Linked DNA regions of Homo sapiens: regions 2, 3, 4, 5, 6 and 7 are each linked to region 1. The links are chromatin contacts, found by Hi-C or POLR2A ChIA-PET in ENCODE. All regions are on one chromosome and are shown on one strand. The core of a region is the stretch at or near the end of the contact, and the rest is flanking DNA. Distances in the headings are between cores, read along the strand shown.

Region 1 (4,038 bases), core at 1,035-3,534:
GATTCAGTGCCCACCTAGGGTGTCCCCTGCCCTATCCCCTGAACTCCTTCCAGGGCACCCGGAACCAAGATACCTGGGTCCCCATTTGGCTCCGTCTCCCAGAGCTGAGTTGAGGACAAAATAACCCTGCAGCTGTAACAAGCCTTGTAAATGGTAAGCACCATTGGCTTCCCTCGGGGAGAAGCAGAGCATGGAGTCACCCAAACAGCTCTGCCCTTCATTTACACCCTCTGGCTCCCAGCTCTCCGGGCCCCGCGGCCAGGAGGCAGACGGAGAGAAGGGAGCCAGGCGAGTTGCTCGTGGTCCTGGGGCTGGGGTCACCGGCATGGTGAAAGCATACCGTCAGGTTAGCAGGCAGGGACCTCAAGGCAGCTGACCCTTCCCTTCCTCTGCCTCTGCCTCTCCTGGCCGGCCAGGAACTATTGCTGGCTGTCCCTCCCCGGACAGTGAGCTCCCTGAGGGGAGGGCCTGAGGACTGTCTCCCAGTCGTGGCACCAAGAACTGCGTTCTAACCGAGCGCATCCGCATCTGTCCACCCAGAAGGAAACCAGAGACCAGCCTCCAACCTCATCCCCAGCTGCCCAACAGTGCCAGGTCTGGGCCAATGGAATCTCGGCCAGGGCGGGTGCAGGGGCCTGAGGCCACACCCCAGAGGTGTCACTGGGGGCCTGCATCCGTCTTGTCCCTTTCCCTGAGGGATGAAGCAGCCCCTCACTCGGGATGGGGGGAGGGCAGAGGATGGGAGCTGGGCAGTAATTAACCTGCACTTCCCCAGCGAGCTCTAAGCCAAAAACTGCGCTCAAGTTGAGTGCAGAAGCTCCGCGCTGAACCGTCCCCAGAACAGACAGGCGAGAGAACGACGGCTGGAGCTGAGGGGGGTTCGGGGGAAGGCGCAGCGGCCAGGGGCTGGCGGAGAGCGGAGGGCGGGGGCCTGGGCCCAGCGGGGTTCGCGCAGACAAGCCCCGCCCCGGGCTCCCTCCCTTCCTCACCCGGGGCGCGGGGCTGGGGCGCGCCAGGCGGCTGCGGCGCGAACCTGCTCGCGCAGCCCGGAGCAGCTCGGGGCAGCCGTGCGTGAAGCCGGAACCCCGCGCGGGGAGGGGGCCGAGCTGGCATCTGCCCGCTCCCTTCCAGGAGGCGAGCGGACGCGCTGGGCCAGAGCTGGTCGGGACAGCCCAGGGGTGGGCGGCACGGACTCGGGGGATCGGGGGGAAGGGGGCGTGTTTTCCGGGATTCGGGACCGAGACGGGGGGAGGGGGAAACTCGGGGGGCGGGCAGGCAGCTGGGAACCCGGGGGGAGGCAGACAACGGGGCGCACGGAGGGAGCGCTCCGGGGTTGGTGTTCCCCAGGGTCATAGAATAACCCACGGGGAGAAAGAGACTGCCCAGGGACTCGAGGGGACGGGGCCAGGGGCGGCTTCTTCAAGAGACCGAGCTGGAGGAAGGGACGGGAAGGGAGGGAGAGATGGTACTTCCACCCGCCCCCCCATCAGCCCAGCCCCCGGGGCGTGGCGCCGCTCTGGCCCTCCCACTCCCCCCGCTGGCCTGGCCAGACTCAGCCCCCGCACACCTCCCCTACCTCCGACCCCCTCTCAGGCATCGCCGGCCCCAGCCGTGTCCGGTGGAGGGGGAGTGGGCGCGGGGCCCGCGCGTCCCTCAAACTTCTTGCGAGTTCACCATCACGCCTCCCGCCCCTTCGACTCCCAGCTCCGGGCCGGGAAGGCCCATGCCCGCCCGGCCCCTCCCGCCCGGTTACATAAGGTCGCGGAGAAGCCGCCCCCGGCCCGCGCCTGAAGGGAGGGGCCGAGGGGGCTCCCGGCTCGGCGGGCAGCGCCGCTCGGGCCACGCGCTGGGCGCCCGGGGGCGGACGGACTGCGGGTGGGTGGCGGCGCGCACGGTCCTGCTTCCCTCTCCTGCCGGCATCCCCCACCCTCCCACCTGTCTCCGGGACCCACGGGATAGGGGCCAGGGAGCCTGGGTCGGGGGTCCCGGGCCCTCCTCGTGCCTCTCGCTCCCCGGTCCCGCTCACCTCGCTCTGAAGGTCAATCTGTCCGCCGCCCGCGCCCCGCGGCTCCGGCAACTTGTCGCAAGTTCGGGTGCCTGGCCCGCAAGCTGTGCCCGCCACCTGCTCCCGGCCTGCTCCGGCCCCGTGCCACCAGGGAGGCCCGCCCCGTCCGCCCTTCCCGCCGCCGTCGGCGCCGCGGCCGCTCCCTGCGTCCCGCCCGGGCCGCCGCCTCCGCTGTCACCGAGCCCCGCGCCCGGCGCCCGGGCTCCGGCTGTCACTCCACGCACACTTCCCTCCGCGCCCGGCAGAGGGCAGCACCCGCCCCGCCTCCCAGCCGCTCTGCCTCGGCGCCCACTGGGAAGCGTAGTTCTCGCTGCAGTCCCGCTAGGCACGCCGGGATTTGTAGTCCCGCTCAGCGGACTAAGGCTTACAGGGAAAGAGGCTCTTGACTTGGAACCTCTGATCCACTTCTACCTCTTTGCAAGTTTTCTTTCTCCTCTCAGTAAAGTCCCAAACCAGGGCTCACTAAGATACATTCTGTAGCCTGTCCGACCCCCTAAAAGGAACCTGCAGCCTGCTGTCCTTCGGCAGTCTAAGAAAGAGAGGGTCCCAGATGGTGTGCTGTTGCCATAGAAACTCCACCTGTGGCAAATTCCAGCTTCTCTTCAGGAGTAGGGTGCAGGACCTGGATCTTGCACTTTTATCCCTGCCCCGATCATAAGGGGCAAGGCCAGGGTGAGCCTGGCGAAGTACAGGGTAAAATATGACAGTAGAAGGCAGCCTGCCCCCATTATGGGTTCTACATTCACGCCCCACTCACCAGCCTGAGCTTGCTGTCATGTTGCTGGACAGAAATTGTCTGAGCTCCTTTCATGTCACCTTCCCTTGTTGGAAGTTCACAGGGTGCGGAGGCATCATTCTCTACTTTCTCCTCTTCCCCGCCCCTTTTTCCCTGTCTCCTCCCCCAGCCCCTCCCCTGCTTTTCTTCTCCTTCCCCTCCTCCTTTTCTTCCTCTCTCTCCTCCTTCCCCACATACAATGTTGCTCCTGGTTTCTGGATCTTTTGCTAAGAGGCTCCTGAGGAGGACAGGGATGAAGTCCAAAGGGACAAGATCCCTTGCTGAGTTGGTTCCAGCAAATAGGCTCGATTTCTCTGTGACTCAAGTAGGAACACTCTCCCCCGGCCCGCCACCCACCCACCCATGATGGCGCTACCACTGTCTTCCCTTTCCAGGGGAAAAGTATGAACTTTAAGCTCTGAGGGTTACAGAGCCCATCCCAAGCCATGCCTTAGGTCCCATTTCTCTTAGAATCACAGTGACCCACCAGGAAACCTTGTAGCCACTCAGGGAAAACTCCCTTCCAAAAACAACAGGATGACCAACATAAAGAAGAACTATTTATTATTAGAGAAAGTCCAGAGTCCAGAAAAAGAAGGCTGAATCCAGAGTGGAAAGACAGATACAATGCCCTAGGAGGGTGCAGGGTCAAGAGGAAGAGGGGAGCCCACGTGTCGAGGCAGCAAGTCTAGGCGGCAGTGGCAAAGCCTACTCTGTTGTTGCCCAAGTCGTAGACGGAATAGTAGGACCTGAGGAAGACATCCCCGAGGATCCACAGGGGCTGGCCGTTCTGGGAGGACAGGTAGGTGGGCTCGACTCCCACGGTGCAGTAGCCGTTGTTCTGCTCAACAAAGAAAGGCAGCACTCATTCATTTGTCCACACATGAGCTGGGCCCTGCTCAGCTCTGAGCCCTGGGCTGGGAGCACAAGTGCAGAGCTGAGGGAGCCAGGGTCTCTGCCTTGAGGGCTCATAGGCCAACTGAGCCACCAGAGCAGAGCGGGTGGGAGGATTTCTGGAACAGGTACATTCAGGCTGCCGTGGTCCTCAGCAGGGTCTCCTCTCCCCATGATGGGAAACTTCTCTTCCCACAGACCTCCCTCCTGCTCCCAATTTGGAGCAGATCAGCCTGGTGGTTAAACCTTGGAGCCAAACCAACTTGAATTCAAACCTTAGCTGTGTCGCCTTGAGTCAGTTACT
Region 2 (3,618 bases), core at 846-3,345, 1.5 Mb after region 1:
ACTCATCAACTGGATGTGGGATGTCCCAGGAAGGGGGTATGATCTTGGATGAGGCAGCTCCCTTGGCCAAGGGCAATTCCCAGAGAACAGGTCAGCTGAAAGCAGTCAGCCTTCAACATCTCATATCTGGGAGAATAAGCACCTACATTCTGGAGGGAGATCTGAATGGCTCTCCACAGTATCCACTACAGTTCCAAAAACCAAATGGATAAAATCTAATCTTCTTAGCACTGCACACAAGGTCCTTCATGATCTTGCACACGCCCGCCCCAGCCTCATCTCATGCTGTCTTCTCAGCCTGGAAGTCTCTTTCATGCTCTGCCCTGGCCCCACTTGTCTGTTGGCAAACTTCTACTAATTCTACTAATTCCTCAAATTACAGTTGAATGTACCTCCTCCAAGAAGCCTTCCCTGACTACTCTTGCAGGCTCAATGATCCTTCCTCCCAATGTGGTGATTAGAACCATGGACTCCAGAGCCAGGGACTGAATTCCAGCTCTGCCACTTTCTAGCTGTGTAACCCAATGCATATTACTTAACCTGTCTGTATCTTAGTTTCCTCATCTATAAAACAAGGGATAACAATAGTACTCTTACTTCATAGGGTTGTCATCAGGATTAAAGCAATTAACATATGTAAAGTTAGAGTAGTATCTGGCAGAAGTAAATAACTGCTGCAATTGTTGTTGTTGTTGTTGTTATTATTGAGACAGAGTCTCGCTCTGTCATCCAGGCTGGCATGCAGTAGCATAATCACGGCTCACTGCAGTGTTGACCTCCTGGGCTCAAGAAATCCTCCCCCCTCAGCCTCCCGAGTAGCTGGGACTGCAGGTGCACACCACCACACCCAACTAATTTTTAAATTTTTTGTACAGATGAGGTCTCACTATGTTGCCCAGGCCGGTCTTGAACTCCCGGGCTCAAGCGATCCTGCTGCCTTGGTCCCCCAAAGTGTTGGGATTATAGGCATGAGCCATTGCACTTGGCCCATTGTTGTTGTTATTATTATTCAAGTTGCTCTGATGCATTTGTTGAAGGCATTAAGGAAGGAAAGAACTGGCTGGGCACAATGGCTCATGCCTGTAATCCCAGAAATTTGGGAGGCCAAGGTGGGCAGATGGCTTTGAGCTCAGGAATTCAAGACCAGCGTGGGGAACATGGTGAAACCCCGTCTCTACAAAAAATACAAAAATTAGCCGGGGATAGTGGCTCATGCCTGTAGTCTCAAATATTTGGGAGGCTGAGGCTGGAGACTCGCTTAAGTCCAGGAAGCAGAGGTTGCAATAAACTGAGACTGTGCCACTGCACTCCAGCCTGGGCAGCAGAGTGAGACCCTGTTTCAAAAAAAAAAAAAAAAAAAAAGAAGGAAGAAACTGAAAGAGACAGGCGGCATGCAGAATGTGTTGTTCAAGGAATGTTGGAATGTTGAGTTGTTGAGTAACCCAACATGTCAGAAGGGGAGTAATGGCCTAATGGGTCCATGTTGGGAAGATGTTTTGATGTTACAGTAAAGAGTGTCCATCTTATTTGGTAAGCAGTAAAAACCAATGGCAGAGTTTGTCCACAAATGAAAGAAAGGGCCAAAGAAAGAGAGACACAGATTGAGCCAAAAGATAAAGCATATAGGTGGTGAGGTGAGAATTGCACATGACGGGTGGTGGGTGCGAGTGTGGGATGGTCCCAGAAGTGGTGGGTGATGGGGACGTATGGGAGGATGGGTACAGGAGAGGGGGATGAGTTGAGAGGAAGGCGATATAAACATGTAGAGGATGGAGTGGGGAATCAGGCGAGACTGATGGGTCAGATGAGGAATTTTAGACATGCTAGGAGTGGGGAAGATAAAGGGTGATGGAGACAGGTGAGTTTTATGGGAACAGGTAAGGAGTGATGGGGCTGTGCTGGGAGATGGAGTCAAGCGGGTGGCAGAGAGCTGTAAGGAGAACCTGAGAGCTGGAGCGGGACAGCCAGAGAGTCCCAGGGCTGGAGGAGAGCGGAGCGGGGCCGTCGGAACGTGATGTCAGAGGAGGAGCCGTGATGTCAGAGCGGGCGGCGGGCGGTGATGTCAGGGCTGGTGCTGATGCTGGCGGCGCGGTGCATTGTGGGCAGCTCCCCGCTCTGCCGCTGCCGCCGCCGTCGCCCAAGGAGGATCGGGGCCGGGCCGGGCCGGGATGATCCGGGTCGGAAGGCCGCCGCCGCCGGAGGGAGCGGGTCACCCAACGCCGCACTGAGCCGCCCCCGCCCCGCCCCGGCCCCGGGGGATGCGCCGCCCCGAGCTGCTGCCTCCGCCGCCGCCGCAGCCGCAGCCGCAGCGGGCACAGAGCAGGTGAGGCGGGGCGGGGCGGGCCGGGGTCGGGGCGGGGGCTCCTTCGTGGGCTCAGGGGGCTCCGCCTGGCTCGCCTCCCAGCGCAGCCTTCTTGGGCTCCCCTCCGCGCTGCTGTCGCCGCCCGCTGGGCTGGGACGCTGGCCTACACCGCCTGGGCCGCGCCGAGGCCTGGAGCCGCTCCCTGTCCCCAGCACACAGACCTCCCTCCCCAACCCGTCCTCCGGGCACTTTGCTCCTCCCCACTCACCTCCGTCCCCTGTCCCCATGGCTTCACCCCTGGCTCTCCTGTCATCCCTGACGAATCATTCGGCTGTCTCCGTAACCTCCCTCCCTGTCCTCAGTCCCTCCATGCCTCCCACCTGCCTTCTTACCTACTTCCTCACCCCCTCAACTGTGCCCAGAGATCCCTCCCATGGTCCTATCTCTTCCTTGCCTGTCATCATTATCTCTCACGGGTCTCTATCCTACCCACCCCTCTCCTCTGATCCTGTCGCTCCTCATCCCTGCCATTCCCCTCTGCCTCCCTCCACACCTCTTTCACCTGTTCCCATCACCCCTCGCTAGTCTCCATCACCTCTCCTTACCTGGGCTCCCAGATTCTCACACACACCTGCTGACACCTTGCAGAGTTACACATCAACACTTGTATTCACAGGCCATGATGAGCTCCCACCAGTTCCACGTACCCCTGTGTACCATCACTGGCCCCACATGCTCCTATCTGCACTCTCTGACAGATATTCATACAAACTCCTGCATAAGCCCTCGCCTTCACCATGCGCCCATGTGCACATAGGGGTCTGAGGCGGCAGTAACGGGGCAGCCAAGTGTCCCATGTTTGTATCATCCAACCCAGTCTCAGCTGAGCATAGTCCTCAGACACAGAGAGAAGGAGGGTGGAGAGGGAGAAGCAGGTAACCCTCATTTATCTTCCTGGCTCCACTCTTCCTTCTCTTGCCTCATCTGTTTCTTTTTGGTTTGCTCATCTATAAAATGAGAGCAGGACACAAATTTTCCTTATCAACCTAACAGATCCACTGTCCCAGGACTGGAAAGCCCACCAGAGTTCACCCAGTTTAGCTTCTGAAGGCCCCCTCCCACCAGTTCAATTGCTTCTTCAGTCTTGTCCTCAACCTGTCTCCTCCACCTTTATTCTAGAACCCCCATCCCTACCTCTCCCTTCATCCTGCCACTGCCCTCACTGCCCTTCAAATTCCTGATGCCCCATATCCCACTTTGGCAGAAAGAGGGAAGTCCTGATGCTCTGAAGTTGTAAGGATTGGAGGAAACAGCTC
Region 3 (3,669 bases), core at 1,007-3,506, 1.9 Mb after region 1:
CAATTCCCACTGGGTCCAGGTAGCTAACTTGAGAAAGCAGGAAGCCCCACTGGCACTTGGTTAGGCAAGTGCCTGTCAAAGGTCAGTGGCAGACAAGATCCTCTATTCACCCCCAGCATAGCCTCTATGAAGGGAAGGCCTATAAGGACACAAGGAGTCACCCATTTAAGCCAGGAACAGAACACTGAATCAATCCATTCTTTGATCACTGGCAGCACGTTCTTCCTAGATGCAAGATCATCCCTTCCTCCCCACCTCCAGGGCCTCAAACCTGCTTTTCCCAGAAGTCTATGTCTCCTCTGTGCCCAGGCTGTTAAAACCTTTCTTTGTCACTGGTCTAGGAAACACCATTTCCTCCCTGCCTGCCCCTTTCAGCTGATGTCATCTAGAGTAAGAGGCTGCAAGAGGTTCTGGATCAGAGCCAAAGGGTGAGCTCAGCAATGGTCACTACAAGCCTGATGACCGAGAAGATCTAGGTGAGAGAGGAGAAGAGCTCCAAAGCTGGGGCTGAGAGGAACAGAAAAACTCAGAAAATGTAATGAAGCGGACAGACTCGCTATGGCCTTTACCTCTTGCCCCCTAACCTCAGTGGAGGTGAAATCCTGAATCCACCCCACAGTCTCTTCTAGCTCCAGTGGGTAGCACAGCACAGAAGCACCCTGTTACCTGAGGCTTCCCCTCCCAGGTACAAAGGGATATGGGATTTGCCTGTTTGGCCAGTCTGCATTTTTCTACCCGCCTCTCTGGATATTTTAGTTTTCCTCTTCCCTTCCTATCATTCCATCCCTTCAAGGCTGTCTGGCTCCCAGGCCCTAACAGGTCTTCACTCATAATCTCCACTTCATGGTGTGTTAAGGAGATTATTTTTTTTCCCCATCAATAAAAACCTTTTAATCATTTTTCTGGGGATGGGTGGCTTCAAAAAATGTGGTACAAGAATGACAGTCTAGGGCCCAGACCAATGGTTCCCAAAGTGAGGTCCTGGGACCAGCAGCATTAGTATCACACGGGAACTTATAAGAAATGCAAATTCTCAGGCCCATCCTCACTAGTAAGAAAGAATCAGAAATTCTAGGCTGGGCACGGAGGCTCACGCCTGCAATCCCAGCACTTTGGGAGGCCGAGGCGGGTGGATCACCTGAGGTCAGGAGTTTGAGACCAGCCTGGCCAACATGGTGAAACCCCATCTCTACTAAAAATACAAAAATTATCTGGGCGTGGTGGCGGGCACCTGTAATGCCAGCTACTCGGGAGGCTGCAGCAGAAGAATCGCTTGAGAACCCGGGAGGCCGAGGTTGCAGTGAGCTGAGATAGCCCTACAGCACTCCAGCCTGGGTAACAGAGACTCCGTCTCAAAAAAAATAAATAAATAAATAATAAAAAAATAAAATTGGCCAGGCGTTGGGGGCCAGCAATCCGGGTGATTCGATACATGCCAAAGTTTGATAACCACTGGCTTAGGCTGTGTGTGTGTGTGTGTGTGTGTGTGTGTGTGTGTAGTGAACATACTGCTCTTTTCCCGAGTACTGTGTGTGTGTCCGTGTGGAACATATTGCTCTTTTCCCGGGTACTCCCCTTCTCCCTGTGGAACAAGTTTAGAAGAAGTGGTGGTTACTGTCTGCCTCTCGTCCCAGGATGCAGTCTCTCTTGCCCTATGGCGGCACACGCAGTTGGTCGGGGTGCTCTTCCTGGGATCCCCTTTCTCTACTTCTCTCCTGGGGTAATCTAGATCAGAAGGGGGAGTCCTCCCTCTCCACTCTTCCTCCCTGAGGTCCTGTCACCTGAGAGTCCAGTCTCTGCCCTTCCTCCCTGGGGTCCCGGGACCTGAAAGAGGTGTTCTCCTCCCGTGCCCCTCCTCCCTGGGGTCTCGACACCGGAAGGGGAGATTAATTATCTGGGTCCCGCCTCCCTAGAGTCCTGGGCCGGAAAGAGTGGCTTCTTCCCGCCCTACCACTTCTCAGGTGCTCACCTCGGGGGGCAAATACGGGGGGTTGTTGGCTTTGCCCCCTCTGTTCCTTCCGTTCTTCTTCTTTCCCTTTGGCCCCCCGCAGCCGCTGCTGCTGCCGGCCCCCCTAGCCTTGAGGGTTCCGCCCACGGCCGGGCCCCCTCCGGGCCGGCAGCAGCCGCCGAACAGCTCCGATACCCGCGAGTCCATCCGCCGCTGCCGCCAGCCCCCCGCCCGGCCCCTCCCCCGACCGCCGCCGCCGTCGCCGCCGCCCTTACTGCCACTGCCGTGTCCGGCCGGCCTGAGCAGAGTGGGGTGGGGCTCTGCACAAGCTACGCCCCCCACCTCCCTGGCCTCCGGGTCGCGTCAGAAACAGCCGCGGGGCACCACGGGATATAGAGTCCCCAGGCCTGGGAATTCACTTAAATGACACGTCGCCGCCCTACAACTCCCAGGAGGCATCGCGGCGCAAGTGGCCGCGGGAGTCGTCGGAGGCGTGGGGAAGGAGCGCGCCTTGGCGCGCAAAGGCTTAAGGGAGCTGTAGTCTGACTTCCAGTCCTCGCGCTATGTTCTTTTTCTAGGACTTGGGGGGAATTTAGAGCCTCGAGGCCTGGGGTGGGGACGCGAGGACACCAGCGTAGAAGAGCTTACATCAGAATCGAGCTTTGTGGGCGCTCCGGGATTTGGCCCTTTAGCGCGGATCCTAGACAACAGGTTTTGGACCTCGAGAGCTGCAGAACTGAGGCTACTGGTGCCGCCAGCCTGCTGGCTCCGCCTCTGCCTCAGTTTCTTCCCCTATGGCCCGCGTGCCGCTGGGGTGAGTCAGGGCGAACGCCAGGGCGGAGGCGGATGGTGATTAGCCAAATTACGGCTGTTATTGTTGGGATGATTATGCTACCTTTACATAGTAGTCACTGCTTTATTACCAGGCTGGCACCGTCCAGGGGCTGGTTTTAATAACCGGAGGCACCGCGGTGGCCCCGACACGAGACCCGAACCCGTAAACCAGCTTCCTCCCCGAAGGCTGCAAGCATACCCAAAGCGAGTATTCCTCCTCCCCTTTGTTTTGAAGCAGAACCAATCGGGAAGAACTGAGTTTGGTTTTAAACGGCCAAGACTGTAGGAGGGGCCTGGCCCCTACTTCGGGCGGGGCTAGGGCTCGGGTTACACCAACCACCACGAGGGCGGGGCAGTGGCCGGGAATAGAAACTTGGCCTAGGGCCACAGGGGATTTTTGGCTTTTGACTCTCTTGTGAAGCAATCTCCAGCTCTTTAGTGCTGTTGCACTCTACAGAGTACATACATTCAGCGACATAAGCCAGTGCACAGAACACAGAAAGGCAGGGTGGAAAAGCAGTTATGTTGCTGAGCTGCGAGTCAGGACGCTAGGGCTCAATTCACAGCCGCATGGCTGTCTCATGACTCAGACCACTCACAGTGTGTCCACTTCTCCCCTCTTCTCGAACTGCGAGGTGCTCATACACGGTCAAGAAATTAAACAACTCAGCCGGGTGCGGTGCCTCACGCCTGTAAATCACAGCACTTTGGGAGGCCAAGGAGTGTGCGGATCACCTGAAGTCAGGTGTTCGAGACCAGCCTGGCCAACACAGCGAAACCCCGTCTCTACTAAAAATACAAAAATTAGCTGGGCGTGGTGGCGCATGCCTGTAATCCCGGCTGCTCGCGAGGCTGAGGCAGGAGAATCGCTTGAACCCGGGAGGCGG
Region 4 (4,005 bases), core at 521-3,020, 1.8 Mb after region 1:
AATTTTTTTTGCATTTTTAGTAGAGACAGGGTTTCACCGTGTTAGCCAGGATGGTCTCGATCTCCTGACCTTGTGATCCGCCCGCCTCGGCCTCCCAAAGTGCTGGGATTCCAGGCGTGAGCCACCATGCCCGGCTGGCAAGCACAGAGTTCTATAGGAACACCAGGAGAGAACAAACTGGGGATGGGATTGAGGAATGTGGAACAGAGGAAGTGACATCTGAGGTAGGTTTTGAGGGAAGATGAGTAGTCAGTTAGATGGAAAAGAAGAGGAAGATGGTGTGCTATTATTACTTGTTTCAGTGACAGGTGCAGTGATGAGAGGTGATGGGGTCATGAAGACGGGGAGCCCATCAGAGCCCAGGGCTTGAAATCTGACTGTAGTGTGCATGAAGGTCTAGGTGTTAGGAGGGAAGCTTCTTCAAGAGAAGGCTCCTCACCTGCTTCGCACCTGAGCAGGCTCCACATCAAAGTAGGGTCTGAGGATGTCGATGTTGGCGTACAAGCTGAAGGCCCTGGAGGCTTGTCTTTTCCCAGCCTGCCACATCTGAAGTAAGGAAGATGGGCATAGGTATTGTGGTACTGTTGGTTCTAGATCCTGTTGCCTATTTTCCGTTTGATTTCTACATGGTTCTAACTGGACAACCTGGGGCGAACATCACCAACACCAATTCCAGAACACGGGACATACCTAGGTCTACTTTTCTACCTGCAGAGGATTCAATCTTGCTTACCTGATCTGCCACCTGCCGGCTCAGCTGTCCCTTAAAGCCCTTCATGCCCAGGAACTCTCCATCCTCCTCTTCAGCAGCAGCTGCATCAGCTGCATCAGCGTCTACTTCTTCCTCGCGCAGGCGCTGATGCAGCTCACCCATATCCTCGAAGCTAGAGCCTGAGGTATCATCCATGTTCTCCATGTCAATCACAGCTGAGCCTCCGCCCTGTGAAGACAATGGCTCCTAGAGTGCAGGACTTTTCTGTTCCATCCATTAAGTCCTCTGCTCATCCCAGGGTTTAGGGCTTTGTTCTTCCACTGCTGAGGATACGGCTTGGAATCACTACAGATCATGCCACTCCATTCCCCCTCATATGCTCTCAGAACGCCTGGTTTCTAGCTTTGGCTATCTTTTCTAGCCTGGGAAACCTACTAGTCTTCCATTCATGTCTTTCTCCTATGTTACCTATCAAAGACTAAAAGGCTGAAAAAGTGCCCATTTCCTTCTTTCCTAAGCCCCAAACAAAACTATACACATAGTATGTTTTCAGCGAATGCCAGTGAATCCCACCCAACCCCACTCCATGCCTTACCCCGACCAACCTCCTAACTTGTTCCAAGAATACCTTCTTCCTAATGCCTCGGGCGGGCCCTGAAACCCGAGATCCTCAGGCTGGAGTAGTAGTCTGGCCCTTTCAGGTCAATGTTAATCCCACTGACTTTAGTGTGCACGAAGACCCAAAGAAGAGAGTTTTGTAAATGGAGCGGACTTCCAGGCCCAGAGGGGGAATCCCCAAGACACTTCTGGACATCGCCGGCCCTCCGGCTGCTGGCAGCTGGTGCCTTGGGGCCATTACCTGGATGTTTTCTTCGAACCCTCCCCATTCCGGGCCAGCTCCATTTCGGGCGCCGCCCGCCGGCGCCGCTGTAGTTGCCATGTCCCTTGAGGGCTCCCGTCGCTGAAACCCGCGCTAGCCCCGCGCGCGGAGTGGGCAAGATGTGGGCCTCCGGAAGGTAGACGTCCAGGGTCGAGGAGAGGTGGGATCGGCCGGAACACAAAAAGGAGAAGCCCGGATGTTTGGACAAAAGCAACTTCCGGAAGCTGGGGACGTGGACGGGGGCGGGGAAAAATCTCGCGATATTTAAGATTCCAGGAGGCGGTGCGTTGCCACGGAGACGGAGCAGGGCTACTAGGACGCACGCGCGAGATAGAACCTCTAGTCTCGTGGAGAGATTGAAGATGGCGGCTTCTCAGGCGGTGGAGGAAATGCGGAGCCGCGTGGTTCTGGGGGAGTTTGGGGTTCGCAATGTAAGCCTTGTGGCCTTGAGCTCGGGCGGGAGGAATGAGAGCGGAACAGGGATGGGTCTTGGGATTGGCGTGGGGATAGCTGTGGGCTCACTGTCCCTTCGTGGACAAATTCGTCCCTTTGCTCTAGGTCCATACTACTGACTTTCCCGGTAACTATTCCGGTTATGATGATGCCTGGGACCAGGACCGCTTCGAGAAGGTAAGTGGGGCCGGAGTTGTCTGGGGAGGGTTATGAAGGCCAGACCTTGTGGTCTGAGCAGCCTGTGTCTGTCTCAGAAGCTGCTCTTGGGGGTCGCTCCGTTTGTAAGTTTGTTGAGCAATGTGCTAGACGCTCCGTTTACAGGCCAAATTAGACACGGTTTCTACCCAGTTCTGCAAAGATGTTCAGTCTTGTTGAGGAATGGTGTGTATAAACAGTGAATCTAGTGTAATATGGTGAAGGTGGTTGATAGCGATGAAGACGGCAGGGTTGGGGTGGGGAGCATTACGCTGAGACCAGGAAGAGGGGCGGAGAGGTACTTAACATTTCAAGAGGAGGGTACATCTCAATTGAGCCTTGAATGGTAAGTAAAAAAGAACAGGAGTTAAATTATGAAGGGTTTGTTTCAAGTCAGTGAAGTTCAGGATATACAGGTTTTGTGTGTATTTAGTCTTTTGTATTGTTTCACTTAGCTTAAAATAAGGGTTAAAATTGCATTTAAATAGATTACTGAATGTTACCGTTTAGGCAACTGACCTTTGCGTGCAGCTTATAAACATGATCTGTAAATCAGTGCTTGGGAAAATTTTACTTTTTTAACCTGTTGATACAAGGAATAAAGTATGAACAATGAAAAAGGTTAATGCTTGAAAAAAAATTATGGCTTGTGTGAAGTGTGCTCCGGGCATGTCCAAGTAGTTCTGGCATGAGTGGTAGGCAAGGTTGAAGTGTGTCTTGGGCACTGTTGATGATAGGGAGATTGAATAGTTCTTAAGCAGACATGATGAGATTTGCAACCTTGGTGGCTGGGAGGGAATGAGTTTGAGGAGGATCATATGGAGCAGGCAGATCTGTTGTAAGGGAAGCTGAGGTTGAAGACATGAACTAAGACTGATGGTAGAAATAGAGCAAAGGTAGAATAGAAGGTAAATTTATGATTGCTTTGGTAAAGGCTGTGGGGGTAGCATAAAATGACTTTTTGGCTTGGGAACTGCTTTGATGCATTGTGGTATCATTTACTGAGAGGAGAAATGGGTCTGGGGAACGGGAATGATGATGCATTGTTTTCTGCATGTGGAGAAATCTAGCAGGCTAGAAGACTGCATGCTTGAAATGAGATCAGAAGTGAGATAACATTTTGGGAGTTGTCAGAACAGATAGTTGCTAAAACTGTTAGTACAGTTAAGGTGACCTGGGAGAGAGACAAGAACCTGGCAAATTTAGAGATGGGTGGAAGTCGATCATCAGAGAAGGAAGAAGAGTGGAGCTCAGAGCTCAGAAACCAGGGGAATAGTTCAAAAAAGGAGGAGATTTTTTTCTTTGCTTTTCATGAGGCACTCTTATGTCCCAGGCTGGAGTGCAGTGGCGCGATCTTGGCTCACTGCAACCTCCGCCTCCCGGGTTCAAGCAGTTCTGCCTCAGCCTCCCGAGTAGCTGGGACTACAGTCATGCGCCACTATGCCCAGCTAATTTTTTGTATTTTTGGTAGAGACGGGGTTTCACCATGCTGGCCAGGCTGGTCTCAAACTCCTGACCTTGTGATCTGCCCGTCTCAGCCTCCCAGAGTGCTGGGATTACAGGTGTGAGTGACTGTGCCGGGCCAGGAGGGGGTTTTTTAATCAATGCCAAGCATAACAGAAGTCTAGTAAGAGGACTGAGTAGTGTCAACAAAACTAAGCACTATGGTAGTTTCTGTTCTTCAGTAGAATAGCTTCTGTGGATGGTTTGGTTGGAAGCCATATTGCATAGGGTTTTAATGAATGGACGACAAAAATGGAGACTT
Region 5 (4,126 bases), core at 809-3,308, 2.0 Mb after region 1:
ACCCTCCCCCTTTCTTTGGTAAATATGCCATTCACAGTATTCTGCACCTAGCTTTGTATTTACTCAGCATTTGCTTAGCACTGTATTTACTTAGTGAGCATACCATGAGCAGCAAGAGCTTCCTCGTTATTTTTTCTGTTTTTTTTTTGTTTAGTTTTGTTTTGTTTTCTTTTTCTTTTTTTGAGATGGATTCTCGCTCTGTCATCCAGGCTGGAGTACAATGGCATGATCTCAGCTCACTGCAAGCTTTTCCGCCTCCCGGGTTCAAGTAATTCTCCTGCCTCAGCCTCTTGAGTAGCTGGGATTACAGGCACACTACCACCACGCCTGGCTAATTTTTGTACTTTTAGTAGAGACGAGGTTTCGCCATGTTGGCCAGATTGGTCTCAAACTCCTGACCGCAGGTGATCTGCCTGCCTCGGCATCCCAAAGTGCTGGGATTACAGGCATGAGCCACTGCACCCGGCCTCTGTTTTTGTTTTTTAATGTGTCAGTATTTTACACTGCTAAATGTACACACTTTATAGAGAAGCACAATCCTATGGTTTTTAAATAATAACAGGGAAATGGTTTAACATACTAGGGTTGGTTTGCCTAAGCCATTGCTCTCCAGCCTGGGTGACAGAGCGAGACCCTGCCTCAGAAAGAAAAGGAAAAAAAAAATGGTTTCACTGTACATAATATATGTGTGAAGTGACCATAAACACTAGAAACATCTAGAAATACTAGAACTATATTTCAGAAGAATGTAGTTTGATATTTATTGAGTATAAAATTTTCTTTTTTTTTTTTTTTGAGACAGTGTCTGAGTGCAGATCTTGGCTTACTGCAACCTCTGCCTCCTGGGCTCAGGCAACCCTTCCGCCCCAGCCTCCTGAGTAGCTGGGACTACAGGCGTGCACTATCACGCCCAGCTAATAGTATAAAAGTTTTGTGCACAGTGTAACAAATACAATTTTTACAAATCTGCTTTGAAAATGTGGTGGTCATTTCTTCGGGTTTCATACTATTTACTTCATCCATTGCATTTTAAATAGCTTTGTGTCTTGTAACAGCTCGGTTCATCTAGTCCTGGAGTCTAGCTCCAGTCAGCCCACTTTTACCTGCTTGGTGAGGACACCAGAGCCTGCTTCCTCTTCCATTACTGTTATTAAGATTCCAGTTGCCAGATGTTCCTCCTCTCCAGTCAGGTCAGCTATGAGCAAAGTGTCATCAAACACGGCAAAGGAAGTTGCAGCTGGGTAAGTTCTAGTATTCAAATAACTTCTCTTCTTAACTTCTGCTAAAATAGTCTCTTTCTAGCAACTTCAGGCAACTGTACATTTTAAAAAGCTGCTTACAAAGCAAATGTGCAGGCATCCAAAATGCTTCCATAATAGGCAAATGAGAGAGGCGAATGAGATCATAGCATAGAATTCAAGCACGCTTTCCTGGAGAAATGCATAAATTCCTTTTCTGAATTATCTGTGAATTTTCAGTGATATCTTCAGTGATCTGGCTAGTGGCTTGGATCTCTTCTCCAGGAGGTCCAGACTGAAATCTCAGTGGAACACAAGGGTGGCAGAGCCCCAGTGGGAGCCACAGATCCTTTATGGAAGCATCTGTGGATGGTGCTGCAAACTCTGCTTTAACCTTACACATTACTGTAGTATTTCCCAGCTTCACTAAAGGAGAACCGACTGCAGTACTAATTGAACCTGTGTTGACAGTTGTGGTTCTGAATTCACCAAGTTCTCTTTCATCAGCAAGGCAGATCTCTTTCAGAAATCTCCTGTAATTACCAGAGGTTCCGTGGTTTTGAACCCAGCTACCATCTTCCCAGTGCCAACTGTCCCCTCATTATTGTGATTTTTTACAGCTGCACGGTGTTCCACTATGTAGACGTACCAGGGTTTATTTACCCGGACTCCTGTTGTTTCACCTTGGTGTTGAACTTGCTTCCTGCTCTGTGCTGCGGTTTCCCACCATACAGTGAACCTTCAGGAAAGTCTGACGCATAGATGTGGGCTTAGGGGCAGATTGCCATAAAGCAGAGGGCTTCCGTGAGGAAAGGCTTGGGAGAACCCCCAGGTTTAGCCCTCAGAAGCGCTGAGAAGGGCTTGGCACCTTCCACAGTCTATGGGTGGGGGCACCAGCCTTCCTACTGGGTGTTACAGGAAAGGGTAAGTCAAGGAGGCCCAAGGTCAAGAAGTCATCCAGATTGGAGATGCCCGGGTTGCTCAAATAATGGCAACATGTGGTGCCTAATTAGAAATTCAGACAAAGATAATAGTACAGGCAGAATTCAAGGTCATAGAATGCCACAGCCGGAAGGGGCCTCAGAGACCACTGAGTACTCCTCCTTAGAGTCATAATAATACAGAGTTAAAATTTATTGAGCCTTGCATGCTCTGTAGCATTCCAAGTGCTTTTTATCTATTAACTCATTTAATCCTCACACTATTTGAAGAAACCGAGATGCAAAGAAGATACAGCCAGGTTCACAAAGCCGGTACGCAAAGCGCTGGGACTGAAACCCCAGGAGCTTGTCTGGGGCCTATGCTCTTACCCTTCACGCATTCCACCTCTCTACACTGCTGAGGAGACTGAGCCCAGGGGGATGTCACTCAGCTCATTGGTGGCAGAGCCAGGGCTAGAACCCAGAAACCCTTTAGGTCCTCCCTCCAACACACTGCCTCAGTTTGCCTGATGGGCTCGGAGGGGCCACAGCGAGGCAGGGGCAGGAGTCAGCAGGGGTGTGGCTCTGGGGATGAAGAGAATGGCTGTGATTCCGCCAGAAGAGTGGTGGGGCAGCCTGGTGCCTGCAGACAGGCAGACCCTCTGATATTACAGGTGGGTCTGGGATGTGTCTTGCAGCCCCCTGATGTTGACTCTCTTAATACTCTCTCCAACTGTGGTTTGTCCCCTCGGTGGTGTTTCTGTGGCCTGAACTGGCTCCTTGCCCTGTCTCCAGGCCCATTAGTTCCTCTCTCCCCACCTGTCATCAGCAGCATCACTTTACCAGATAAGCAGGGCCCACCCACAGTGTTTTTGGGGCAGCAGGGAGAGCATTTACTCAAGAAACACAAAGAAACCACATGCAGGGTAGAACTGTGTACACAATGAGGACTCCATAAATGCTCTCAGCATCTCCTGCTGAGGTGTAATGATAGAGACTTGGTAGTGATGGCTTCAGGACTTTCTGACCTCATCCAAGGATGGGGCACTTTCAACTACTCTTGCTGCAGGTCTGATCACCCCGTGGGTCTGTCTCAGACCCAGAGGCCACACCCACTGCACAGGTAAAGACCCAGGGATGGAGCAGGGTGGCAGCTCCTCCCTTCCTGCCTGGGCGCTCACCAGACTTTATTTATTTATTTATTTTGAGACGGAGTCTTGCTCTTGTCCCACAGGCTGGAGTGCAATGGCGCGATCTTGGCTCACTGCAACCTCTGCCTCCCGGGTTCAAATGGTTCTCCTGCCTCAGCCTCCCGAGTAGCTGGGATTACAGGTGCCCGCCACCATGCCCAGCTAAATTTTGTATTTTTAGTAGAGACAGGGTTTCATCATGTTGGCCAGGCTGGTCTCAAACTCCTGACCTCAGGAGATCCACCCGCCTCGGCCTCCCAAAGTGCTGGGATTACAGGCGTGAGCCACCATGCCTGCTTTATTTATTTATTTATTTATTTATTTATTTTTTGACACAGAGTCTTGCTCTGTGGCCGAGGCTGGAGTGCAGTGGTGTGATCTCGGCTTACTGCAATTTCTGCCTCCCAGGTTCAAGCGATTCTCCTGCCTCAGCCTCCTGAGCAGCTGGGACTATAGGCATGCACTACCACACCCTGCTAATATTTGTATTTTTGTAGAGATGAGGTTTTTTCATTTTGGCCAAGCTGGTCTTGAACTCCTGACCTCAGGTGATCTGCCCACCTCGGCCTCCCAAAGTGCTGGGATTACCACTGTGCGTGGCCACTTCCCACACTCTTTACTGCCCATAGCTCTGCATGGCTCTGCTCATATTGGGCTGGCCTGGGGGCTGTGGGCAATTCTAGGTCATCTCAGTCCTTTTGGCACAGGGCCTGGCATGCAGTAGGCACCCATCAAGTTTGTGGGACCAATGAGTGAGGCCACCAGCCTACCATTCTGT
Region 6 (3,881 bases), core at 1,288-3,787, 2.0 Mb after region 1:
TGAAGCAGGCACAGTAAGTCACAATTTCTATTTTCGTCCTCCTTCAGTCTTGCTTTTCCCATAATAACCTTTTTTTGGCTTTGTGTATCTCTCTGGTCAAACTTTAAACCAGGCTTTCTCAACAGCAGCAGGACTGCCATTTTGGGCCAGATGGTTCTTTGTTGTGGGGAACTGACTTGTGCATTATGTTTAGCAGCGTCCCTCGCCTCTACCCCCCAGATGCCAGTAGTACCAGTTGTGACAACCAAAAATGTCTGCAGACATGGCCAATTGTTACTGGGGGACAAAATTGCCCCCCAGTTGAAAATCACTGTTTTAGACTGAAAGTCTTCATAGACAGGAAAATTGGTGCTCAGTCCTCAAGAGCTGACTAAAATTATGTATTATTATCTGATACTTTGAAAAGTAGGATGCCTGAATATTTTCAGCAAGAGAACCAGCTTCTTTCCCACAACTTTAAATTCTATGTGTACAATATTGTTTGGGTGTCACATATACCAGCTGAGACTAGTCAAAATTAGCTATATGTATAATACTTTATGCCTTACACATAATGCATAGACTAGCAAAAGAAAATGTTTTCATTTACAAGCTTTGAAGATAGGTGATTCTTAAGAATATAGAATATGGTAGTGCCTTCATGTAGAATCATATTAATTCAACCTAACATTTAGATGAAGGACTTCAGAGACCCATTTGATTTACAGTCCATCCTTTTTTACTTTTTTTAAAGAGGTGGGCGTTCTCACTACGTTGCCCAGGTTAGACTCCAATTTCTGGGCTCAAGTGATCCTCCCACCTTGGCCTTCCAAAGTGCTGGGATTAAAGATATGTACCACTGTACCTGGCTTACAGTCCATCATTTCACAAACTCTCCAAAGGAAAAAATTAAGTCTAACTTCAAATATTTGTTGTTAAAACAAAACGATTCCTCTTGCCTTTTTTTCTGGAAGCATAGCAAAATCTGCCTCAACTTTGAATTTCATAAGAATATGCAAATTGTAGCCAATAGTGTTTGACACTTGGTAGACTCCCCAAAATGGTATGGAGATATGCCTATTTTGCAGCATGGGAACAAATGAAACATCCAAGTCCTCTCTATCATCTGCATGATTTCTTTAGTGTCTTTATTAATGGGTCTACTAATGGATAAGTTAATCAGGCAATATCCAGACTTTTTTTTCTAGCAAATGCTCCACTTCCCTTACGGGCTAAATTCTTCAAACATACTTACTATTTCCATCTCTTCATCAACTATCTCTTTCATTTCTCCAAACTGGATTCCTTGTTTGCCACTCTATTGAAATTGCTGTTTGAAAGCTACAAAGAGACCTCTTCTGAGACAAATCCAATGGCCCCTTCATTAGGCCCTTTTTAGACTTTTCTGCTCCCTCTGACAACAATGATCACTCTTTTCCACTGGATACTTCTCAGCTTTCGTTAAAGGATATGCTGCCCAATACTATGCCAGATCCTCAAAAAACCCCACATCTCTTCTTTTGCACATCACTCATCCTTTCCTGCTTCCAGGAGTACACAAAGGAAGGCTATGTCCTAAAAGACCGTTTCACTCTCCGCCAGATTCCATCCTTTTGTGAGCCTGCTCAAGACACATCCTCTTTATGAAAACTTCCAACTGGGTTTGCCGTTTCCAGTAACTGAGTCTCCCTGTACTTCGTCACGTAAAAGGCTAACTTGCATTTATTGGAGTGTGTATATACATAATCTCATTAGAACCTAAGCTTTTCAGAAAAAGGGCTGTATTTTCTGTCTCCAGAATTCCTTCACAGCTTGAAGCATAGCACTTGGCATTCAGTAAACTCTCAGTTGATGCTCGAATCAGGCCGCTTTCCCAGATTAAGATTAATGAAAAGCTGAACTACCATCCTGCATTTGCCTATGTCTCAGCTATTCAATGGCCTTTCCACTTTGGCCTCCCCCTCACAGGGAGACTAGCGGCCCGGGGCAGAGAACGCCGCCATCAGATCACAGCATTTTGAGAAGGGAAAGTGGAAAGGGAGGCTCTGGGAGGGTACCCAGATGGCCTTCCTTCGTGATCCAGAGACTCTTTAATAAAAGAGACTGCGATTCGGAGAACATGGAAGGAAGAATTAACATGCAAACCCTTTCCGAAAACTTTTCTGAGCCCTAGGACAGGTTTAGTGTCTGCTCCTGCTAAGTAAGCAGGCTTTTCTCTCCGTCCTCCTCCGCCTTGTGAAGATACTCACAAGGGGCAGGAGATCAAGATAAGGCACCAGGGTGTGGAAGGGGCTTTTAAGCACGCCTGGGGAGCCGGTACCTCCAAAGTTTCAGAATCGGACGAAGGAAAGGTAGGAAGGAGCGCACCGGGGCTGGCGGAAGCAGTCTCTGCCGCTCTTCTTAATTTCAGGAGGTTGCTGGGACGCATGACTCACCTTCCCTGAACCCGCGAGCTGGAAGCCGAGACCAGCTGGTCGCTGCCGGGCCCGCTAGTAGCCCACGGAGAAGCCGCCCACAGCCGGACACCAGAGCCTTGAGGGCCGCCATCTTCAAAAACCTACCCTGACCTCTCGTCCATTTCCGCTTCCGGAACGTAGCGCCCGCCGCCGCAGTGGTGGGGCAGGAACGGCGGGGCGGGGTTGTAGTTCGCTTGCTCCTGTCACATCATTTCTCTCACCTGTCCGCTTTGGGATACGAAGAGAGGCTTCTGCGTCAAGCCTATATTTCGTGTTAAGGATCTAGGGGAGGTCTTCTAGCTCCTGTCTGCCAATGCCTACAAGTCTTCAAGGTTGCATTCGTTTCCTGGAAGGCTTCCTTAGGAAAATCGCACGCAACACCCCACCTATGTCTTTAAAGCTTTCTCTTCACTGCACGTGAGCTGTGGACTTTTAGCTTCTGTGACTGGGGCTAGACCTCTACGGGAGAGGCTGAAATGGTTAGGAACTCTGGCTCTGGAGTATCGGATATCAGGCAGACCTGGGATAGAATTGATACCCCCTTCTTCCCTGACCACTGCCACACTGATCTTTGATTTGCATATACTTAGACCTCTCTCTAGCCCCAGGGCCTTGATACAAGCTATTTCCTTTGTCTGCTCTTTAGCTGTCTAGTTAGCTTCTGCTTATTTCTTAGAGCTCACCTCAAACCTTATTTCCACAGTTTTGCTTGACTGCCCATTCTCAGCACCAGATGCCTCTCCATCTTAGTGCTTGGGACAATTTCAGTTTTATGTTTGTTTTGTATGTGTCTTCTCACCAGACTGTAAGCTCCATGAAGTCAGGAACATTGTTTTCTGTTGACTCGCACATCTCCAGCACTTAGAATAGTTCCTGACACATAATAAGAGTACAATATATACTTGTTGAATGAATGAGTAGAATCTATTTTATAGGGCCTAGGGGAGGACTAGACCCTGAAGATTAGATGTGATAAAACATAAGTGATCGGCCGGGTGTGGTGGCTCATGCCTGTAATCCCAGCACTTTGGGAGGCTGAGGCGGGTGGATTACCTGAGGTCAGGAGTTCAAGACCAGCCTGACCAACATGGTGAAACCCTATCTACTAAAAATACAAAAATTAGGTGGGTGTGGTGGCGGGCACCTGTAATCCCAGACACTTGGGAGGCTGAGGCAGGAGAATCGCTTGAACCCAGGAGGCGGAGGTTGCAGTGAGCCAAGATCACACCATTGCACTCCAGCCTGGGCGACAAGAGTGAAACTCCGTCTCAAAAACAAAACAAAACAAAACAAAACAAAACAAAAGGGCTCAATAAACATAAGCTAGTTAATAGAGCAGTTATGGAGATGACTCTTTTCACAAGTTGGACTCACTTGTGTTGTAAGGAAGCTTATGGTACCAAAGAGAAAATACAACTGCCAGTTTTTCCTCTTTCAGATTTGTGA
Region 7 (3,978 bases), core at 237-2,736, 1.6 Mb after region 1:
CTATAGGTATATGCCACCACACCCTGCTAATTTTTTGTACTTTTTGTTGGGACTGGATTTTGCCATGTTCCCCAGGCTGGTCTTGAACTCCTGGGCCCAAGAGATTCCCTTGCCTCAGCCTCCCAAAGTGCCGGGGTTACAGGTGTGAGCTACCACGCCCAGCCACAAGTGTAACTGTAATAGGTACCACCTCACCTATATATCTCATCCCCACCCTTGTATATTTTTGGTTATGAGAGAAATGCTCCACATCGTTGGTCACTATTTCAGAGCTTATGTCACATTCTGTAGGATACCACTCTAATCTTTTTTTTTCTTTCTTTCTTTGAGACAGAGTTTTGCTCTTGTCACCCAGGCTGGAGTACAATGGTGCGATTGCGGCTCACTGCAACCTCCAGCTCCTGGGTTCAAGCTATTCTTCTGCCTCAGCCTCCCGAGTGGCTGGGATTACGGGCATGTGCCAAACACGCTTGGCTAATTTTGTGTTTTTAGTAGAGATGGGGTTTCACCATGTTGGTCAGGCTGGTCTCGAACTCCTGACCTCAAGTGATCCACCCGCCTTGGCCTCCCAAAGTGCTGGGATTACAGGCGTGAGCCACCGTACCCGGCTGATACCGCTATGATCTTATGAGATGTTGTCTCCAGTTGGCAAAATAAAAACTAAGACCTCAGTAAGCCTATTCTATAAGACTAGCTGGAATATACAATAAAACTAAATAAGGAATCCCAGAAGAGTTGAATTGTGTATCCCAGCTGTCTTACTTCTTCCACCGTAAAAGTACTCCCTTGGCCAAAAGCATCATTGTGTGGGATGTCATGTTGAATGCCTTATGAGTCATTCAGTAAGTTTCTGGATGGTGCTGGCAAAAATACAGTGAGTAGGAAAAATATATAGAAATTTAAAGTAAGTTTCTTCTACAATGAAGATAAATTACTGCCCTGTCCATGAAGGAAGAGGTCCAAACTGGCAGTAGCAGGTCAATCTTAGTGTGAGAACGTCCACGTGATTGAGCCTTTACACTCAACATGCATTGCCTCCATCAGTGGTCCCATGGTCACTTTGTTCACAAGCTCATACAGCACACTCTGGTGTAACTAGGGGAAAGGGTGGATACCATCCATAGAGCAGTTCATCTTCTCTACCTGATTGTTGATAACCCTCTTCTACTCACGAGGCACAAATGTTCTCATTATAGTAGATTGGTTTTCTCAACATACGTTCTAAACTCCTTAGACTGGTTTTCTCAACATACATTCTAAACTCCTTCGTACCTTTCTATACTGAGAGTCTAGAAAGATAAAAGCTGTATTTCTCAGATCCTATTACAGTTATGGTTTCAGGTGTAATTGAGATTTTTGCCAATCAGGTATATTCCCATGAGACTTGAATGTGAAACCCAGTTAACTGAGTGATGTGGAGAAAGAGGCAGGATATGAAGTATTCACTTTGCTGCTGTGAATCATGACAGAGGAAGTGTGGTTCTGTGGTTACCGACGTGCTGATTTGCTGGTTTCCTGCAGTGGAAGCCATAGCTTACCCAAGCATAGCAGAATCAGTGAGATTCTGGGTGTGGGGAGTGCTCTTACAAGCTCCACCTAAAGCTTCTTCCCCTACCCCTTACAAATATTGTGTAAGCCACACGTGATCCCTGGTAATAACGCCCTTCTCCCTTAAATTAAGTAGAGTGGTATCTGTGGTCTGCAACTGAATCATGACAGATACTGTCACATTTGGGAACCATTTTAAGAAGTTCTTCCACATTATACTTCTCCAACTTCATTTTAATATCACTTCTAACTCCCTAATCATCTAGCCAAACCATTAACCTCAGACTCTTTTTTTTTTTTTTTTTTTTTGAGATGGAGTCTCGCTCTGTCACCCAGGCCGGAGTGCAGTGGCGCGATCTCAGCTCCCTGCAAGCTCTGCCTCCCAGGTTCACGCAGCTGGAACTACAGGTGCGTGCCGCCATGCCTGGCTAATTTTTTTGGGGTTTTTTTTGTATTTTTTAGTAGAGACGGGGTTTCACCATGCTAGGCAGGATGATCTCGATCTCCTGACCTCGTGATCCACCTGCCTCGGCCTCCCAAAGTGCTGGGATTACAGGCATGAGCCACCGGGCCCGGCCAAATCAGTGTAGACTCTTAACCTGTTTCTCCTTCTGGGAAAACTGGTCAGGTAGTTGTATTTCTTGAAGTCCTGACTATCCTCAGTGTCCTTCAGGGTCACCCTTGATTGGGGGCCACAGTATCACAGCAGCCCATTTCTTTCTAATGCCAGCACATTAGGTGAAGACAGCTACAAACTAATCATGACTTTATTCCACTGCAGTCTGGTAACAAGGCCCATTTCATTGGTTATAGTGGTAGATGAAATAGCAATGCAGCAGAAGTAGTGGTGTGGGTGCTAGGAGCCATTTGTGTTTTCAGGATCTGCTGTGGCCTCATTTTGTGTATGTCATTTCTACTTGATAATGGATCCATGTCCTAGGTATGAACCAGCTTTATACCTAGGAAGACCAGATGATAGCCAGTTCATGATTATGCTGTGATCATGCTGGGTTCCATGATCATGCTGTGTCCGTGGCCCAGCAGCAAGCTGAGAGCTGATTCTCAAAGAGAGAATATTTACCTGCCAAAAGGCATGCTCAGAGGGCCTCTGCTATGATTATTCTATCAGGACATGCCATAGATGATAAAGTACCTCAGTCTGCCACAAACACTTTGAACATTATAAGGATCGCAAGGACTAAGTTGCACTGCAGACTGGACCAGCTGGAGAACCTTTTCTTCCTCTGAATCTCACTCAAGTATGGCTTCATTTCAAGTGACCAGATAAGGAGGTCAGAGCAGTAACCCAAATATGATCAATGTTGTCTCTAAATTCACCTAAGTGATGTGACTCTTTTGGTTTAGGGGTAGGTAGCACAAGTAAAGCAACTTGTCCTTCATTTTGAAGGGAGCACCTGTATGCAAGATCACTAAACATCAAGAAATATCAGTGAAGTGAAAAGCCTTTGTACTTGAACCTCCCTACCTTCCGGTATACATATATTTCCTAAAGCGTGTAAGATACTTGCTATTTTTTACTCCATATGCCCTATTAGTTTGATGTCATGAGTTCAGTGGGCCAGCATATCTTGTGAGATGGTAAGATGGGTCAGGATCCCTATGTGCTAACTTGTAGCAGAGTCAGAAAGTTCATGTAACCATGAGACAGTGTAGATTGATGTGTGTTATATCTGTTGTTTTCTGCTATTAAGCCAAAGAAAAATACTTCACTGGATTAATGTCTTCCTTTTCAATTGCATTTATTTGTTTATTTATTTATTTTACCTTCTTGCCTTCATCAATGTCTTGTTTGTATTTCGTACTTTTCTCTCTCTCTCTCTCTTTCTCTTTCTTTTCATTTTTTAAGAGATAGGGGCCGGGTGCAGTTGCTCATACCTGTAATCCCAGCACTTTGGGAGGCCGAGGCAGGTGGATCACCTGAGGTCAGGAGTTCAAGACCAGCCTGGCCAATATGGTGAAACCCCGTCTGTACTGAAAATACAAAAATTAGCTGGGTGTGGTGGCAGGCACCTGTAATCCCAGCATTTTGGGAGGCTGAGGCAGGAAAATTGCTTGAACCCAAGAGGTGGAGGTTGCAGTGAACTGAGATCAAACCACTGCACTCCAGCCTGGGTGACAGAGCAAGACTCTATCTCAGAAAAAAGAGAGAGAGAGAGAGAGAGAGAGATGGGGTATTCTGTGTTGCCCAGGCTGGTCTCAAACTCCTGGGCTCAAGTGATCCTCCCACCTCAGCCTCCCGAAATGCTGGGATTATGACTGTGAGCCACCATGTGTGGCATCCCTTTCTTTTCACTAACACTCTCTCAAAATAGATGTAACCATTCTTCTGACTTCTAATATCCTTGATCAGTTTTTCTGATTCTTGAACTTCATACACTGGCAGTGTATAAGCACTATACCTGCTCCAGA

The links. Hi-C counts contacts between places; a loop is a spot of excess contacts on that map. ChIA-PET counts read pairs that join two places held with the same protein, here RNA polymerase II (POLR2A). Pooled maps may share reads with other maps.
Region 2: a loop to region 1 is called in a map of CD8-positive, alpha-beta T cell, with 7 times the contacts of the local background. The contact joins the promoter of TTBK1 here to the promoter of TFEB in region 1. A Hi-C loop is called at or near these places in 2 of 168 maps with a recorded cell type or tissue (CD4-positive, alpha-beta T cell and CD8-positive, alpha-beta T cell) and 5 of 50 pooled maps.
Region 3: a map of CD4-positive, alpha-beta T cell shows a loop between it and region 1 (6-fold over the local background). The contact joins the promoter of GTPBP2 here to the promoter of TFEB in region 1. A Hi-C loop is called at or near these places in 4 of 168 maps with a recorded cell type or tissue (CD4-positive, alpha-beta T cell, CD4-positive, alpha-beta memory T cell, CD8-positive, alpha-beta T cell and 1 more) and 10 of 50 pooled maps.
Region 4: a loop to region 1 is called in a map of CD8-positive, alpha-beta T cell, with 4 times the contacts of the local background. The contact joins the promoter of YIPF3 here to the promoter of TFEB in region 1. A Hi-C loop is called at or near these places in 1 of 168 maps with a recorded cell type or tissue (CD8-positive, alpha-beta T cell) and 6 of 50 pooled maps. POLR2A ChIA-PET finds 5 or more read pairs at or near these places in 2 of 52 experiments (B cell and WTC11).
Region 5: a loop to region 1 is called in a map with no recorded cell type, with 14 times the contacts of the local background. The contact joins the enhancer-like site here to the promoter of TFEB in region 1. A Hi-C loop is called at or near these places in 3 of 37 single-sample maps with no recorded cell type and 2 of 50 pooled maps.
Region 6: a map of CD8-positive, alpha-beta T cell shows a loop between it and region 1 (23-fold over the local background). The contact joins the promoter of MRPS18A here to the promoter of TFEB in region 1. A Hi-C loop is called at or near these places in 2 of 168 maps with a recorded cell type or tissue (CD4-positive, alpha-beta T cell and CD8-positive, alpha-beta T cell) and 6 of 50 pooled maps.
Region 7: a map with no recorded cell type shows a loop between it and region 1 (17-fold over the local background). The contact joins the enhancer-like site here to the promoter of TFEB in region 1. A Hi-C loop is called at or near these places in 7 of 37 single-sample maps with no recorded cell type and 4 of 50 pooled maps.

The regions. Positions count from the first base shown.
Region 1 is chr6:41,733,324-41,737,361 of GRCh38, forward strand. It overlaps TFEB (transcription factor EB), which reads right to left and starts at 2,285. Exons shown (of 9, transcript NM_001271944.2): 1 at 2,027-2,285. PGC (progastricsin) reads right to left here. Exons shown (of 9, transcript NM_002630.4): 9 at 3,388-3,681. The coding sequence ends at 3,529. MIR10398 (microRNA 10398) reads right to left here and starts at 287; the gene lies at 231-287. RefSeq lists enhancers at 1-177, 74-183 and silencers at 834-1,273, 1,404-1,933, 1,974-2,443.
Region 2 is chr6:43,241,386-43,245,003 of GRCh38, forward strand. It overlaps TTBK1 (tau tubulin kinase 1), which reads left to right and starts at 2,096. Exons shown (of 15, transcript NM_032538.3): 1 at 2,096-2,323.
Region 3 is chr6:43,627,008-43,630,676 of GRCh38, forward strand. GTPBP2 (GTP binding protein 2) reads right to left here and starts at 2,257. Exons shown (of 12, transcript NM_019096.5): 1 at 1,970-2,257. The coding sequence starts at 2,155. It also overlaps a transcript of MAD2L1BP not described here. RefSeq lists silencers at 1,967-2,046, 2,067-2,206 and enhancers at 2,267-2,446, 3,067-3,286.
Region 4 is chr6:43,515,156-43,519,160 of GRCh38, forward strand. It overlaps YIPF3 (Yip1 domain family member 3), which reads right to left and starts at 1,771. Exons shown (of 9, transcript NM_015388.4): 1 at 1,572-1,771; 2 at 734-940; 3 at 440-546. The coding sequence starts at 1,652. It overlaps POLR1C (RNA polymerase I and III subunit C), which reads left to right and starts at 1,934. Exons shown (of 9, transcript NM_203290.4): 1 at 1,934-2,023; 2 at 2,151-2,222. The coding sequence starts at 1,955. RefSeq lists an enhancer at 1,511-2,060.
Region 5 is chr6:43,704,938-43,709,063 of GRCh38, forward strand. It overlaps the pseudogene EXOSC8P1. Among named protein-coding and RNA genes, the nearest start is that of MRPS18A, 19 kb to the left of the region's middle. RefSeq lists an enhancer at 2,217-3,059. Within about 2 kb of position 2,059, at least 8 of the 41 ENCODE cell types and tissues checked have a DNase peak (open chromatin) inside an H3K27ac peak, as active enhancers do.
Region 6 is chr6:43,685,254-43,689,134 of GRCh38, forward strand. It overlaps MRPS18A (mitochondrial ribosomal protein S18A), which reads right to left and starts at 2,538. Exons shown (of 6, transcript NM_018135.4): 1 at 2,415-2,538. The coding sequence starts at 2,526. LOC124901320 (a long non-coding RNA gene) reads left to right here and starts at 3,709. Exons shown (of 2, transcript XR_007059586.1): 1 at 3,709-3,881. RefSeq lists enhancers at 2,292-2,351, 2,297-2,908.
Region 7 is chr6:43,382,410-43,386,387 of GRCh38, forward strand. No RefSeq gene overlaps it. Among named protein-coding and RNA genes, the nearest start is that of ZNF318, 15 kb to the left of the region's middle. RefSeq lists an enhancer at 1,090-1,269. Within about 2 kb of position 1,487, at least 9 of the 41 ENCODE cell types and tissues checked have a DNase peak (open chromatin) inside an H3K27ac peak, as active enhancers do.